Linked DNA regions of Homo sapiens: regions 1, 2, 3 and 4 are each linked to region 5. Evidence: chromatin contacts called from ENCODE Hi-C or POLR2A ChIA-PET data. All regions are on one chromosome and are shown on one strand. Each heading gives the region's core, a stretch centred on a gene start or an enhancer-like site at or near the end of the contact. The rest is flanking DNA. Distances are from core to core; before and after follow the strand shown. Region 1 has its middle 14 kb from the start of MIR4426. Region 2 holds the start of RGS2 (regulator of G protein signaling 2). Region 3 holds the start of RGS1 (regulator of G protein signaling 1). Region 4 holds the start of RGS13 (regulator of G protein signaling 13). Region 5 overlaps LOC124904475 (a long non-coding RNA gene).

The links. A loop is a pair of places that touch in the nucleus more often than their neighbours do. ChIA-PET counts read pairs that join two places held with the same protein, here RNA polymerase II (POLR2A). Pooled maps may share reads with other maps.
Region 1: a pooled map shows a loop between it and region 5 (15-fold over the local background). The contact joins two enhancer-like sites. A Hi-C loop is called at or near these places in 4 of 37 single-sample maps with no recorded cell type and 3 of 50 pooled maps.
Region 2: a loop to region 5 is called in a map of B cell, with 7 times the contacts of the local background. The contact joins the promoter of RGS2 here to the enhancer-like site in region 5. A Hi-C loop is called at or near these places in 1 of 168 maps with a recorded cell type or tissue (B cell), 15 of 37 single-sample maps with no recorded cell type and 14 of 50 pooled maps.
Region 3: a map of naive thymus-derived CD4-positive, alpha-beta T cell shows a loop between it and region 5 (3-fold over the local background). The contact joins the promoter of RGS1 here to the enhancer-like site in region 5. A Hi-C loop is called at or near these places in 1 of 168 maps with a recorded cell type or tissue (naive thymus-derived CD4-positive, alpha-beta T cell), 1 of 37 single-sample maps with no recorded cell type and 8 of 50 pooled maps. POLR2A ChIA-PET finds 5 or more read pairs at or near these places in 1 of 52 experiments (Panc1).
Region 4: a loop to region 5 is called in a map with no recorded cell type, with 4 times the contacts of the local background. The contact joins the promoter of RGS13 here to the enhancer-like site in region 5. A Hi-C loop is called at or near these places in 7 of 37 single-sample maps with no recorded cell type and 7 of 50 pooled maps. POLR2A ChIA-PET finds 5 or more read pairs at or near these places in 1 of 52 experiments (OCI-LY7).

The regions. Positions count from the first base shown.
Region 1 is chr1:192,701,075-192,703,774 of GRCh38, forward strand. No RefSeq gene overlaps it. Among named protein-coding and RNA genes, the nearest start is that of MIR4426, 14 kb to the right of the region's middle. RefSeq lists an enhancer at 17-161 and a cis regulatory region at 83-96. Within about 2 kb of position 1,362, at least 4 of the 41 ENCODE cell types and tissues checked have a DNase peak (open chromatin) inside an H3K27ac peak, as active enhancers do.
Region 2 is chr1:192,807,635-192,810,334 of GRCh38, forward strand. RGS2 (regulator of G protein signaling 2) reads left to right here and starts at 1,405. Exons shown (of 5, transcript NM_002923.4): 1 at 1,405-1,547; 2 at 2,532-2,633. The coding sequence starts at 1,438. RefSeq lists silencers at 882-1,091, 2,599-2,658 and an enhancer at 1,422-1,641.
Region 3 is chr1:192,574,515-192,577,214 of GRCh38, forward strand. RGS1 (regulator of G protein signaling 1) reads left to right here and starts at 1,259. Exons shown (of 5, transcript NM_002922.4): 1 at 1,259-1,415; 2 at 1,771-1,851; 3 at 2,260-2,321. The coding sequence starts at 1,279. The region is part of intron 3 of LOC105371664 (a long non-coding RNA gene); the gene reads right to left. RefSeq lists an enhancer at 1,104-1,183.
Region 4 is chr1:192,634,697-192,637,396 of GRCh38, forward strand. RGS13 (regulator of G protein signaling 13) reads left to right here and starts at 1,451. Exons shown (of 7, transcript NM_002927.5): 1 at 1,451-1,621.
Region 5 is chr1:193,537,424-193,540,123 of GRCh38, forward strand. All of the region lies in intron 3 of LOC124904475 (a long non-coding RNA gene), which reads left to right. Among named protein-coding and RNA genes, the nearest start is that of LINC01031, 230 kb to the left of the region's middle. RefSeq lists an enhancer at 2,432-2,641. Within about 2 kb of position 1,333, at least 9 of the 41 ENCODE cell types and tissues checked have a DNase peak (open chromatin) inside an H3K27ac peak, as active enhancers do; they include B cell and OCI-LY7, where a contact is called at or near this core.

The DNA.
Region 1 (2,700 bases), core at 112-2,611, 840 kb before region 5:
CACAAAAAAAGTGTTTTATTCAGTTTTTTCTGGAGGAAATAAGGCTAATGCTGTTTTCTATGGAGAAAAGCATAATTTCCAAATTAATGATTAACTTGAAAATGGATGATTCATTGGGCAAGCATTTCCTATACCACAGCATTACATGTTTTCCAATTATAGTGCTCAGGGGAGGTTCTTAGTTAATTCTTAGTTCTATCTAAATAGAAGTTATATTTTTATTAATTTATCAGTTTTATCAATGTATATATTTTATACAATTTATATATTTAATTAAGTACTACAACTTACATAGCTAACATCACCTTAAGAGCATAATATAAAATAATTTTAGCTGTATAAAATAAATTAACTGAGTTACATAGAACTTAATTTCACCTTAAGTCCAACTTGTCCTAAATTGAAGGATATTAAAGAGCCCTAAAAATGCTTTAAGTGGTGATTTGAACTTCTAATGGAAAATGTTATAATTTGCATACTGAAAAATATCTCATTGTACAAGGATAGTTTCTGTGACCTCTTTTCAATATGCTATATTGAGTTTCTCAAGAAAAAGGGGGAAGAAGGATTTTGCTAATCTGTCTCTATATCTCACCTGGTTCCTGCTGAAAGCAATGACAGGCACTTGTAAAAATATAATCCTAAAATATTATGAAGCTAGCTGGCCTACCTGAGCTCCAATTCACAAACTCAATTTTCTCAACACCTTCTAAAACCAACTATACTAGCTAATTTTCAAAGCAAGGAAAATTTAGTCTGACAGTCTATATGCCTAGAGGAATCATCATGCAATAATTATTGGGTTTGTAGTACAAATTTACCCAGTGGATATTGGGTCAATTTTTCTTTTCTAAATATTTATAAAGGAGTATGTTAGAAGTCACATATAAGGGATTTATCATAATACAACATTTAATAGACATGTGGGCATGCTTTAGCCAAAATGAACATACTTGGCTAGGGATGAATACATCTACTATTTACAGTTAAATATTTCCTCTACCTGGAGAGATTCCTGTGCTGGAAGGCATTTTAGAACATACAGTATTAATATTATTTCTAAAAATAGGGTGAGTAGAGTGACAATCTTCTAAAATCCCTGCCAGGAAGAAGAGAAATGCTAAATATAGATTGAGGAATCCCATCTTATTTGGGAGATTAAATCATATCTGTATAAATTATTGGAGGCCTAGCAACTTTCCAACACAAGCTAGTTAATTGTTACATTTTCAAATTCTATACTTCCTGTGTGTTACTTTGTAATGCACTTTTGTAATCACGGTATCTTTCACAACCTTTTCCAAGTTCCAAACCACTTCTATTTACATAACTTGATAAAGATCAGTAAAACTGACTCACTAGCTAAAAGAGATAATCATAGGGTAATAGGCAAAACAAGATAAAAAGCAGAAATTCAGTGTATTCTAATAAAAAAGAAAGAATGCTCGTCTTTGGTTTCAAAGCACTAAATTCAAGTGTCATATAGCATAAATTTAATACTTAATGTTCTCCTATAACTTTACATTGTCTTTCTCATGCATGAATATATGTCATCTTTATAGCCTTCCTTGAGGAGAGTATTATTGTTATATCTATTTTATAAAGGAGTAAACAATAATTAAAAGAATTGAAGTGGTTCAGGCATGGTAGTTTATTGCTGTAATTCGAGCACTTTGGGAGGCTGAGGCAGGCGGATCACTTGAGGTCAAGAGTTCAAGACCAGCCCAGCCAACATGGTCACTTGAGGTCAAGAGTTCAAGACAAGCCCAGCCAACATGGTGAAACCTAGTCTCTACTAAAAAATACAAAAATTAGCTGGGTAAGGTGGCAGGCACCTGTAATCCCAGCTATTTGGGAGGCTGAGGCAGGAGAATCGCTTGAACCCGGGTGGCAGAGGTTGCAGTGAGCCAAGATCATACCACCACACTCCAGCCTGGGCAACAGAGTGAGACCCTGTCTTAAAAAAAGAATTGAAGTGTTTCACAGGAATTAAACTCAGGTCCCAGACTAGATCCTTTGCACTTTCTAAGGCAAGCCCCATCAAAAAGCCCCATCAAAAAGGAGCATAAAGCATTGCTTAAGAATGGAGATAAATCAATAAAGACACAAATCAAATTGCACTTTAGGGAACACAGCTGTTGTATTTTATGATTATTTTGTGGTTCTATAAGACAAGATTATCCCCATATTTCTTCATATGCCAGTCTAATAGTAATAAGTTTTGCCTGTTTGATTATAATTAATTCTATTAAATAATAGATTTCATTCCACTCTTTATAGATTTCTGTCTCAATGATAAACATGTTACCCTCATATTTGAAAGTTTACAATTGCTGAGTAATACAGTAAGTGATACATTCCAAGACCCCCAGTAGATGTCTGAAAACATAGTACCAAATCCAATTGCTGTCAATCAATCAAAACACATTTCTGTTCATATTTTCTACCCACAAATTTACTGCCTGTTCCATCTTAACTAAGCACTTATCATGCACTATGGCTGCATGCACTGCAAACTTTTGTAGTTTTAGGTGCGATAGCACAACTAGCATGAATTTCTTTCACTTTCGTCACTATTTCGCAGATGGAAGATTTGTTCTTAGTAATCTTAGAAACCTCAGTATATTATTTTGTTTTCTTTGCTTATTGAGAACTTTTACCTTTTATCTTAAAGGAAGCATTTTGCAGCTTATCTTTGGC
Region 2 (2,700 bases), core at 155-2,654, 730 kb before region 5:
TTTCCACAATAAAGTCCACAACTGTTGTCTTAAATAATAACTGCAGGTTTTGCCCTCCAAGTCAAACTTGGAGCTCCAACTACTGGCAGCTCACCGTAAGAATATATTAATTATTTCCAATTTCCTTTTAAGAAGTCGAATACAAAGTAGAGAGAATATCTGCAGCTTGGTTGCAAAGCCGCTTAAACATTTCACTGGCTAGTTCTGGTAATATTATCCGAAATCAACTCATTTTGTGGTTGAGGTAATCTATTTGTCTTTACCAATCAAGTCGTTTTAAAACCTTCAGGAGTAGAGATGATACTTGAAGAATTAACAAATAAAACTTAATCAAGGAAACTGTTAACTCATTCTCCCCCCTACTTTTTGCCAGTTATTAAATGTTCTGGTAAATCCTAACTCAACAAGAATGACTCATGAGGAAATCCTGACTCCTTGAACTCACTGATTCTGGTGCATTACAGCTATGAAATCTCTATGTCTGCAGCTTTCTCTCCCACCATAAGGAAATCTGTGATTTCTATTTTGGCAGGAGATGTGACCAAGGACTCCTGAGGAATGACCCTATAGACAGACCCAGCCACGTGCCTAGTAGTGATCAAAAATGCAAACCCAATTAAAGCACTGTCTTCTGATAAAGTCACTTTCTCTTGTTCAATCCCTAATGTTCATTCTCAAAGTGTTCCAAGACGCCCCAGCAAGCTGCAGAGCAGATCCCACCCTGCCCCTGGGCAATCAACGTTTCAGGTTACTCCTTCCTTAAGTTAAGTGGCAGAGAGAAACGGGCGAGGGTCTCCCCATTGCCTCAGTTCACAGACCAGGGGGTGTCGAATGAGTCCTACAGCAGGACAGCAAACAAGAAATGAGGCGCGGGGTCAGGGAACGCGCTCAAAAAAGGAAGAAAAATCCCACTCTTCATTCGAAATCAGGCCACTGCACTCCGGCCTCGTGGCGGGCGACCTCCTCCTGCCAGGGAATCGCCGCTCTGGCCTCGGGCTGGGGAGCCCGTCAGGGTGGGTGAGGGAGCGCCGGCGCCCCCGCCGGGCCGCCGCCAACTTCGGCTCCCTCCCTCCGTCGCAAAGCCCTCGAGCCCGCCCGGCCGCCACGCTTCAGCAAAAGGTCGTGCGCAGCGGCCCACACTGAAGACTCTCCATCTGCTCCCACACCTGCCCCAGCTGGCCGCTGCTATGTGGCCCGAGTGCGCAAGAAGCCGGGGCCGCAGACGTCAGCAGCGCCCCGGCTTCGAGACCCTTCGGCAGCAGCCGTGACTGCCGCCGGCGGGCGCTGACCCATCCCCGTGCCAGTCTGCAGCCGACCAATCCGCGTCCTCTTGAGGCGGGGCCGGAGCCGCGAGGCCCCGCCCCCAAGCCGAGGCCTCATAAATGCTGCGACGCACGCCCAGCCGCAAACAGCCGGGGCTCCAGCGGGAGAACGATAATGCAAAGTGCTATGTTCTTGGCTGTTCAACACGACTGCAGACCCATGGACAAGAGCGCAGGCAGTGGCCACAAGAGCGAGGAGAAGCGAGAAAAGATGAAACGGACCCTGTGAGTATGGCTTTCTTCCCTCTCCCGCCACCCCCTGCCCCACACTGCAAGCTGCAAACGCGGTACTTTCGGGCTCGCCTTTGACGTTAGGAAACTAGCCTGAGCCTATGCAGGGAAAAAAAATCGAAAAGGTCAATTTGTTAAGTAAGGTTAAATCTGGGTGATGCTCGGGTACAGTTTAAGAACCGAGGGAGACAGTTGATATGAGGGCGGTGGTTGATGCGCTAAGAAATTGCGGGTTGGCTTTTTGTCCTCCTGCATTCAAAATGACATCAGAATCCTGCGGCTGAAGCGCGTCCCCAGCATTCATACGTTGCATGATGAGTTCTCATCAGCTTACACAGCTACTGGAAGGTGATGCTCTTGCTGGTTCTGAATATACTCGTTTAAAATCCATTTTTGTTTTTTAATTATAGAGCAGATCTCACCCAGTCCGAATGTGGAACAAATAATTGTTATGCAGCGTCTGCTTAAAAGAAGTGTCGTAGGTGGGGAAGGAAGAGCGCAGGGGAATCAGTCACCCACCTCTTTGTACAGTCTCTGGCGTGGTCCAGAACCTCCTGCTCTAAAGAGAGAAGCGTGGGCCGGCTCCAGACAGTTCCATGTCTGTCCTTTTCATTAAAGTGCAAAACGTCTCGGAATTGTAATTAACCTTGCAAACAAACTGATGCCCTTTGTGAGCCAGAAATAGTGTCTGCCTTTTGAACTAAATTCATTAACAATTCTTTAAAATACCCTAGTGATTATAGGTAGCCCTGCCCTTAGTTGTAAAACTAGTAGATACGGTCAGATTAATGGACGAAACTGCTCAGTACATGAGGTTTAAATGTTAGGTGGATAAGACTTATTTGAAGAGTTCTTGCTTTGCCTTATGCGGTTTGTCTCTAGTTACTGGGTGACTTTATTTGGTAAAAATGCGTTCAGCTGCAGTAGCATATTCAAGTGTTGCTAGTTAGTAATTATCTTTTTAATTTTTTGTTTTAGTTTAAAAGATTGGAAGACCCGTTTGAGCTACTTCTTACAAAATTCCTCTACTCCTGGGAAGCCCAAAACCGGCAAAAAAAGCAAACAGCAAGCTTTCATCAAGTAAGTTGAGAATCCTGTGCTTGCAAATATCAATAGTTAGCTGCTGAACTGAAAAGGGGAACTCTGA
Region 3 (2,700 bases), core at 9-2,508, 960 kb before region 5:
TTAATACTCCCCTCCCTTTTATCAGCTTTACCTAATACCATCAGAAGCTTCACTAAGTAAATGCTTTTTTGTCCTTTTAAAGGAAAGTATTGTCCTTCCAGGGGTAAAATCCAAGGAGGCTTAAGTTAAACTGGGTACTCTATAAATAAGCCACACTTGTTATATAAACTTTTGAAAGCTTATATTTTACTAACTTCTCTATCCTTATAAATGATTAGTCATCTAGTTCCTTGAGTTTTGTTTGTGTTTTAAACTTTAATCTCAATTAAAGCTAAAACTGTTATCTCTCCAGAGATACTGCCAAAATGTGAAAGATCATTACCTAAGAAGTACACATTATTGGTCTATCCAAATAGACTTTTATTTTACCTTGAGCAGTTTTTCCTCTGATACTGTGACCTTGGTATCAGTATGTTTACAAATTATGTCATATTTGTATACAATTAAACATTTATTTATTTATGATTGGTTTTAATTAAACTTTATTTTTTCCTAATATGCAAAATATGCAAAAATCAAAGTTTGATATACTAGTTATATTCTTAATAAATATGAAAATAATATTAAAAACCATGCACCCCTTAAAATCATCCTATGTATTGCCAGTCGATGTCTAGCACACACCTTGGAAAATATTAACATGGAAATTTCCTGCCATGGAAATAAGGGATGAGAATTGGAGTGGGAAAATGTGAAGATAGCCTCTTATAACTTTCCCTCCTATCAGATATGTGCAAAATAATTAAACAAAAATTATTTGTTTACTTTGCCCTGCTTCCTGCAGAAAAGAAGAGAACTCTTAAAATATTTTGATCAGATGAATTTTATAGTCAAGGACTATCCAAAGCATGGAGTAAGATACAACTCTATGTGATGAATTTCTATGTGAGTTTCTATATGATAAATTAATACGCCAAATGAAACAGTTTATTGAAACATGCAACTTTTTTAAAATAAACAAACATCCTCCAGAACCAAAGACTGATGCTGTTAATGCTTTAGACATGTGACATATGTGTGTGTACCTCTGTATGTTTAATTTTCTTTCTTTCTAATCAAGTGACCTGTTCTCGTTTGGTTAAGTTTCAACCACAAGACACCACTGTATGCTTTTTTTTTTTCAAGATACACGTCACAGCACACCAAGAAAAGGGGAACTTCCAGTGTCTGTGGTAACATCACTTGATAAACAGACTCCTTTAAACAGCAAGTGCCTGTCTGCATTCTACTATATAAAGCAGCAGAGACGTTGACTAGCGCATATTTGCTAAGAGCACCATGCGCGCAGCAGCCATCTCCACTCCAAAGTTAGACAAAATGCCAGGAATGTTCTTCTCTGCTAACCCAAAGGAATTGAAAGGAACCACTCATTCACTTCTAGACGACAAAATGCAAAAAAGGAGGCCAAAGACTTTGTAAGTTTGTTCAGAGTCTCACTTTGTGAATTTTAACAAGTTATCTTTAATGGCAGAAGGATTGAGAATGAATGGAAGAGAGTGTGAGCATTTAGTTTAGCCAGATCAGAGGAGTTAATTGCCTGTTGTGAGTAATAAGTAATATTCAGCTGCATTAAAAAATAAATCTTGATATGGCATTAAATTGGGTAGGAGTTTTTCTCTACACAGGCTCATAAAAATGGGTTCTATAGCAAAATGTTGTATCAACCATTTTTAGTATTGCCTTATTCCTTAGAGAAATTTATTCTATGTCTTTTTACAAATAAAATGAATTCTGAAGAAATATGAATATTCACTTTTATGTCTTTTGTAGTGGAATGGATATGAAAGCATACCTGAGATCTATGATCCCACATCTGGAATCTGGAATGAAATCTTCCAAGTCCAAGGATGTGTAAGTACACTAATACACTAAACTATCATTATCATTTACAAGAGAAGCCTATGCATTATCTCTATATCCCAGCAAGGGATAAATACTGCGCACAGTAGACTTCATTTCTTTTAAGTAACATGCCAAATAAAATTAGACTATCAGTACCAATGTAAATTGAATACAAATGTGTACACACACATATTGGACTTTATCTATTTGGATTTTTTCAAATTTTATTGGCAGGTTTTTTTTTTCATAACTATAGTAACTCTAAGGGAAGTTTTGCATTTTGTGAATAAATTTTAACATATTTATTAGAACTACAGTTTCAGTTTGTGAAGTTATCAAAGTGTAACAGCCATTCTTATTTCATTTGTGCTTACATTTTAAAAATTGACTAATGTATGTACATTTTGTCCCCTGCAGACTTTCTGCTGCTGAAGTAATGCAATGGTCTCAATCTCTGGAAAAACTTCTTGCCAACCAAAGTAAGTATAACTATTGAATGTTTCTGGGTTCAGCTAAATACTCTAAAAAATTGAATGGCTTCACTAAATATAGTATTCTGGGTAGGATAGTATGCAAAAGGTTGTATTCTAGTTTGTCTGTAGTTACTGATAACTTCAGCATAGTATGCCTCTTAATAATGCTGACTTAGCACTCAATTCTGCCAACTCCTTTTAGACAAATTTGCCAAGACAATTAGGTATTTTCATAGATCATTATGGAGATAAAATTAAACATTGTGCTGGGATTCTGATATGTAAAAATTTTAAAAGTAAGCCAAATATTTTAATATGTACATTGCCATTTTGAAATCTGCCTAAAGAATGTATTTTTCTACACTTGGATGTAACAAGTATGATT
Region 4 (2,700 bases), core at 201-2,700, 900 kb before region 5:
CCCTAACCTGACAGCTCTGAATTAGTCTGATCCACCTATGTGCCGTACAAAGCATTATATTGCTATGATTTCATAAACTGAACTTGAACTACACTTTTTCAGAGAAACAAAACCATGTTTAGAAATCTGCCACAAATATCTACACATTGCTCTTGAATTCCTCCAGGAATTTCCACCTACTCGTGCTGTTACTCTTCACTCTATGATTTATTTGTTTTTCAGTCCCTGTCGATACTTAAGTTTTACTCTGTAGGGAGATTCTCATGTTTGACTCCATTAAACAAGCTTTGAAACTGACACTCGCACAGGGTGTTACTTCCAGAATCTTCCTGCCAGCTCCTTGCATCCACACCATGAGAAAGAGCAAACATTCCAAATCCCAAAAAAATGAATTATTTGGGGTGAGGAAAAGTCTTGACTATGACACTGAAGATTTCCTGAAGAGATCCAGCATCCAAAATGTCCTGAGTGGGGAGGAAATCGCACACCTAGCACCCAGAGAAAATGAGTGCTATCCACAAACAACCCAGATCCTCCCAAGCTGAGGCTAACCTGCCCTTCACTTCCTACATTATTGCTACATCTACGCAGCTTCTGACTTTCCAAAGTTTCCTTTCCTTTTCTAGTCCCAAACTTATCTCTCAGGTTTGAGAAATTCAATTTTCTTGGGTTTGAATCTCAAAATTATAAAAGACAAGTAAGGTTAATCTTCTATCTCATTGGGCCCCTAAATATTTTAAGAAACACTCCATCAACCACATTTTGATCTTCTTTACTGCTGTTTTATTCTAGCATTTCTTTACTCCTACCTCTCTGTTTCTCTCTCTCTCTCTCCCCCCAAACCCCCCAACTCCCCCACCCCTCCCCACACACACACACAATTGGAGTAAATCCAGGACAAGGGCATTCACAATCTTACCATATTCTGTATTCATTAGACCTTATCTTAAGCACTGTGTTCAATTCAGATTTTGAAGGCATGTTAACAAACTGTAGAACAACGGAGTCCAGAACTGCTGTAGAGGACCAGTTGAAGGAACTAGAGAGGTATAACTAGAAAAGATACTTTTTTAGATCCTTCAGTTGTTAAAAGTCCCTAGTAATCTATTACAAACAGATTGATTTTAATAGTTCTCAACCATTTGCTAACATGTGTTTGCAGTGATGTCCTATGTGTTTGTACTCAGTTCTCTGTCTTTTTTAAAAGGGAATTTTACTTTAGACTATACATTTTCTAAAACTAGAAAAATTATTTTGGAGAAAAAGATTTGAGTATTACTTTGAAGATTTCATGAAGCTGCTGCTTCCAATCATCTGATCACTTCAGATGGTCTGATAATGTTAGATAAAACCTCTTTATCAGTAATGCACTGGAGTCCTACAGCACTACTTTCCATATTCAACAAAACCTCTCTTTGCATAGATACGTGTGTGTAAAAACAGAACATTCATACTGAGGCCAGAGTGCCATCGAAGGTAATTATAGAGACAGTAAAATCCTTTTACTCTGGGAAAAATAAAATGCTGGGTGTCTCACAAAATTTCAGAACCTGATTTCAAACGGATCATAACAAAGAGGAGATCAAATTTAGCATGGTGGACTGCTCGACAGGATATATTTGTAAGTATGAGATTCTATAAAATAGTTGATAAATACAAGACTATTGGCTTGCTATAAATCACTAGCAGATGCTGATTTCAATGGTAGAACTTCTGGGAGTGTTAACAGAGGTTTTTCTAAGAAAAAAAGACAAACTAACAAACACATATTCTTTTGCCTGGCTTTCTATATTTAAAACAAAACTTAGAGTCACTCCTTATATAAATAAATCTTCTAAGTTGGGCAACAGAGGAAATGCTACAGTTTTAAAGTATATTATTTCATTTTATGTTTTTGTGTATATTTTCATTTTAAATGTTTTTCATTTTATATGTTTAGATAAAAACATATTATAAAATCAGACATAGCTGAATTATTTGTTTCAAAAATCATGCATTACCAAATTATTAGTTCCATCCTTTGTTAACTGTACTGAAGCCAGGTGTGGATTATTATAAGGTTTATCTGAAACATTGTTAATCTTGATTTTGTAGAATTTTTTTATTCTTTTATGTTATGCTTAAGCACAACTATGCACAAATTTCTTGAATTTTTTAAAGGACAAGAAATTTGTGTGCTGTGGTCAACAAAAGCTCACTAAAATATAAATTGCTCCAAATTTTACTAAATTTTATGTAACATGCTATATCATAAAATAAAGAAACATATTTAAATGCAGATATATGTAAACAGACAGAATTGCTTTAAGAAAATTTATTTATTTTCATAATACTTTAAGATTTCATTTAAATAATGGAGGAAACAAATCTAATTCTGGCATACTACTAATACAACTCAATCCATTACCAATGCATTTATAATCACTCTGAGAATTAGATTCTATCGGTGAAATGTATTTCTTTCAAATAATTATCAGGAGAAAACAGTGGAGGCAAAATCATCGTGGAGACCTAAACTTGTTCTAAACACTCTATGTTTCGATTGTAAAAGTACACACTAGTTTTACCAAGAGGGTATTGAAAAACAAAAAAGGAAAGCAAATTAATACACAATATTAAGATAAATATAGATTATTTAAATAAAAAGTAATGGAAAATTACAAATTAAAACAGTAAAGAAATTTTTATAATAAGCCATGA
Region 5 (2,700 bases), core at 83-2,582:
ATCTTTAGATATATTTAGACACACAAATACTTATCGTGTTACAATTGCCTACAGTATTCAATACAGTAACGTGCTGTATATGTTTGTAGCCTAGGAGCAATAGGCTAAACCATATAGCCTAGGTGTGTAGTAGGCTATACCATCTAGGTTTGTGGAAGTACACTCTATGTTGTTTGCACAATGACAAAATCACCTCAGCAACACGTGATTGACTGTATTTAATTGTATTAAAAATGTTTGTTGTAGAAAAAAATGGAAAAAATGAAGTTTGTCGTCTTAACTTTTTCTAAGTTCAATTGTTATCATTTTTACCTCCCAGTCGTTTTTAGCAGTTTTAAGTATATTCAAATTGTTGTGTGACTGATCTCCAGAATGTTTTCATCTTGCAGAAGTGAAACTTTTGATTCATTAAACAACTCCCCCTTTCCCCCTCCCCCAAGGCTCTGACAACCACCGTTCTACTTTCTGTTTCTGTGAATAGGTTCCATGAATCTGACTACTCTAGATACCTCATGTAAGAGGAATAATACAGTACAGTAGACTCCCCTTACTTGTGGTTCCACTTTTTGCAGTTTGTTACCTGCTGTCAACTGTGGTTTGAAAATATTAAATAAAAATTTCCAGAAATAAACAATTTGTAAGTTTTAAATTGGGTGACATTCTTTGTAGTGTGATGAAATCTTGTCCCATTCAGCCCAGGATGTGAATCATTCCTTTGTCCAGCATAGCCCTTCCGCATATGCTACCTGACTGGTAGGCACCTAGTAGCCATCTCAGTGATCAGATCACCTGTCCAGGTATTGCAGCGTTTGTTTTCAAGTAACCCTTATTTTACTTAATAATGGCCCCAAAGTACAAGAGCAGTGATGCTGGCATATTGTTATAATTGTACTATTTTATTATTAGTTATTAATCTCTTACTGTGCCTAATTTATAAATTAAACTTTATTGTAGGTATGTATGTACAGGAAGAAACATCATATATATAGGCATCATTAATACCCTTGGTTTCAGGCATCCACAGGGATCTTGGAATGTATCCCCTGACGATAAGGGAAGACTCTTACACTTGTCTTTTGTGACTGGATTATTTCACTTAGCATAGTGTGTCCAAGATTTATCTGTATTGTAGGATGTGGTCAGAATTTCTTTCCTTCTTAAGTCTAAATAATATTCCATTGTATGTGTATTAGTCTGTTTTCACACTGCTGATAAGCACATACCTGAGATCGGCTAATTTACAAGAGAATGAGTTTTAATGGACTTACAGTTCCTCGTGGCTCGGGGGGCCTCACAATCATGGTGGAAGGCAAGGAGGAGCAAGTTACATTTTACGTGGATGGCAGCAGGCAGAGAGAGAGCGAGCTTGTGTGGGGAAACTCCCCCTTATAAAACCATCAGATCTCATAAGACTTATTCATTATCATGAGAACAGCATAGGAAAGATCTGTTCCCATGATTCAGTTACCTCCCACTGGGTCCCTCCCACAACACGTGGGGAATTCAAGAAGAGATTTCAGTGGGGACACAGTCAAACCATATCAGTATGTATATACCACATTATGTTTATCCATTATCTGCTGGTCAACACCTACGTTATTTCCACCACTTGGCTATTGTGAATAGTGCTGCTACAAACATAGGTGGGCAAGTAAGTCTTTGAGATCTTGCTTTCTTTTGAATAGAGACCCAGATGTAGAATTCCTGGATCATACGGCAATTCTATTTTATTTTATTTTTTTTGAGGGTTATCTTTTATAGTGGCGGTACAATTTTACATTCCCACCAACACTATTTTTCCCATCCTTGGTAATTTTTTCCTGTCCTTACCAACATTTAACTTCCATTTTTTTTTTTTTTTCTGATAGTAGAATTCCTAATGGGCGTGAGGTGATATCCATTGGGGTTTTGATTTGCGTTTTCCTAATGATTAGTAATGTTGGGTCCCTTTGCATATACGTGGTCATTTATATATCATCTTTGGAGAAATGTTTATTCAAAGGATTTGTCTGTTTTAAAAGCTTGGGCTGTTTTCTTGTTAAAGGCATTTTTTTTTATATTCTGGATATTAACCTCTTATCAGATACATGATTTGCAAATATTTTCTCCCATTCTGTAGGCTGCATTTTCACTCTGTGGATTGTGCCCTTTGCACAGAAGCTTTTACTTTTGTTGCCTATGCTTTTGTTGTTATATCCAAGAAATCCTTGCCAAATCCAATGTCATGAAGATTTTCCCCTATTTTTCCTTGTATGCTTTACAGTTCAGATCTTTTAGGTCTTTGATCTACTTTGAGTTAAATTTTGAATGTGATGTAAGGTAAGGGTCCAACTACATTCTTTTGCCTGTGGATATTCAGTTTTCTCAACACCATTTGTTGAAGAAACTGTCCTTTCTCCATTGAATGGTCCTGGCATCCTTGTTGAAAATCTTTCGGAGATTAAGAATTATGTATATATGTTTAGCACCTTGAAGACTTCGTTCAGCTGTTTCCAGCTTTCAGTTTTTGAAGAGTCAGCTTTCAGTTTCATTGTTCTACTTTTCTAGTTGCTTTAAAGATCTTTTAAAATTGTTTTTGGTTTACTATGAGTCTAGGTGTGGATTTCTTTCTATTAACCTGGCTTAAGATGTTCTGGGATACCTAAGTCTTTGGATGGGTGTCTTTTGTCAGCTCCCCATCAATATTTCGTCTGTTAGAGC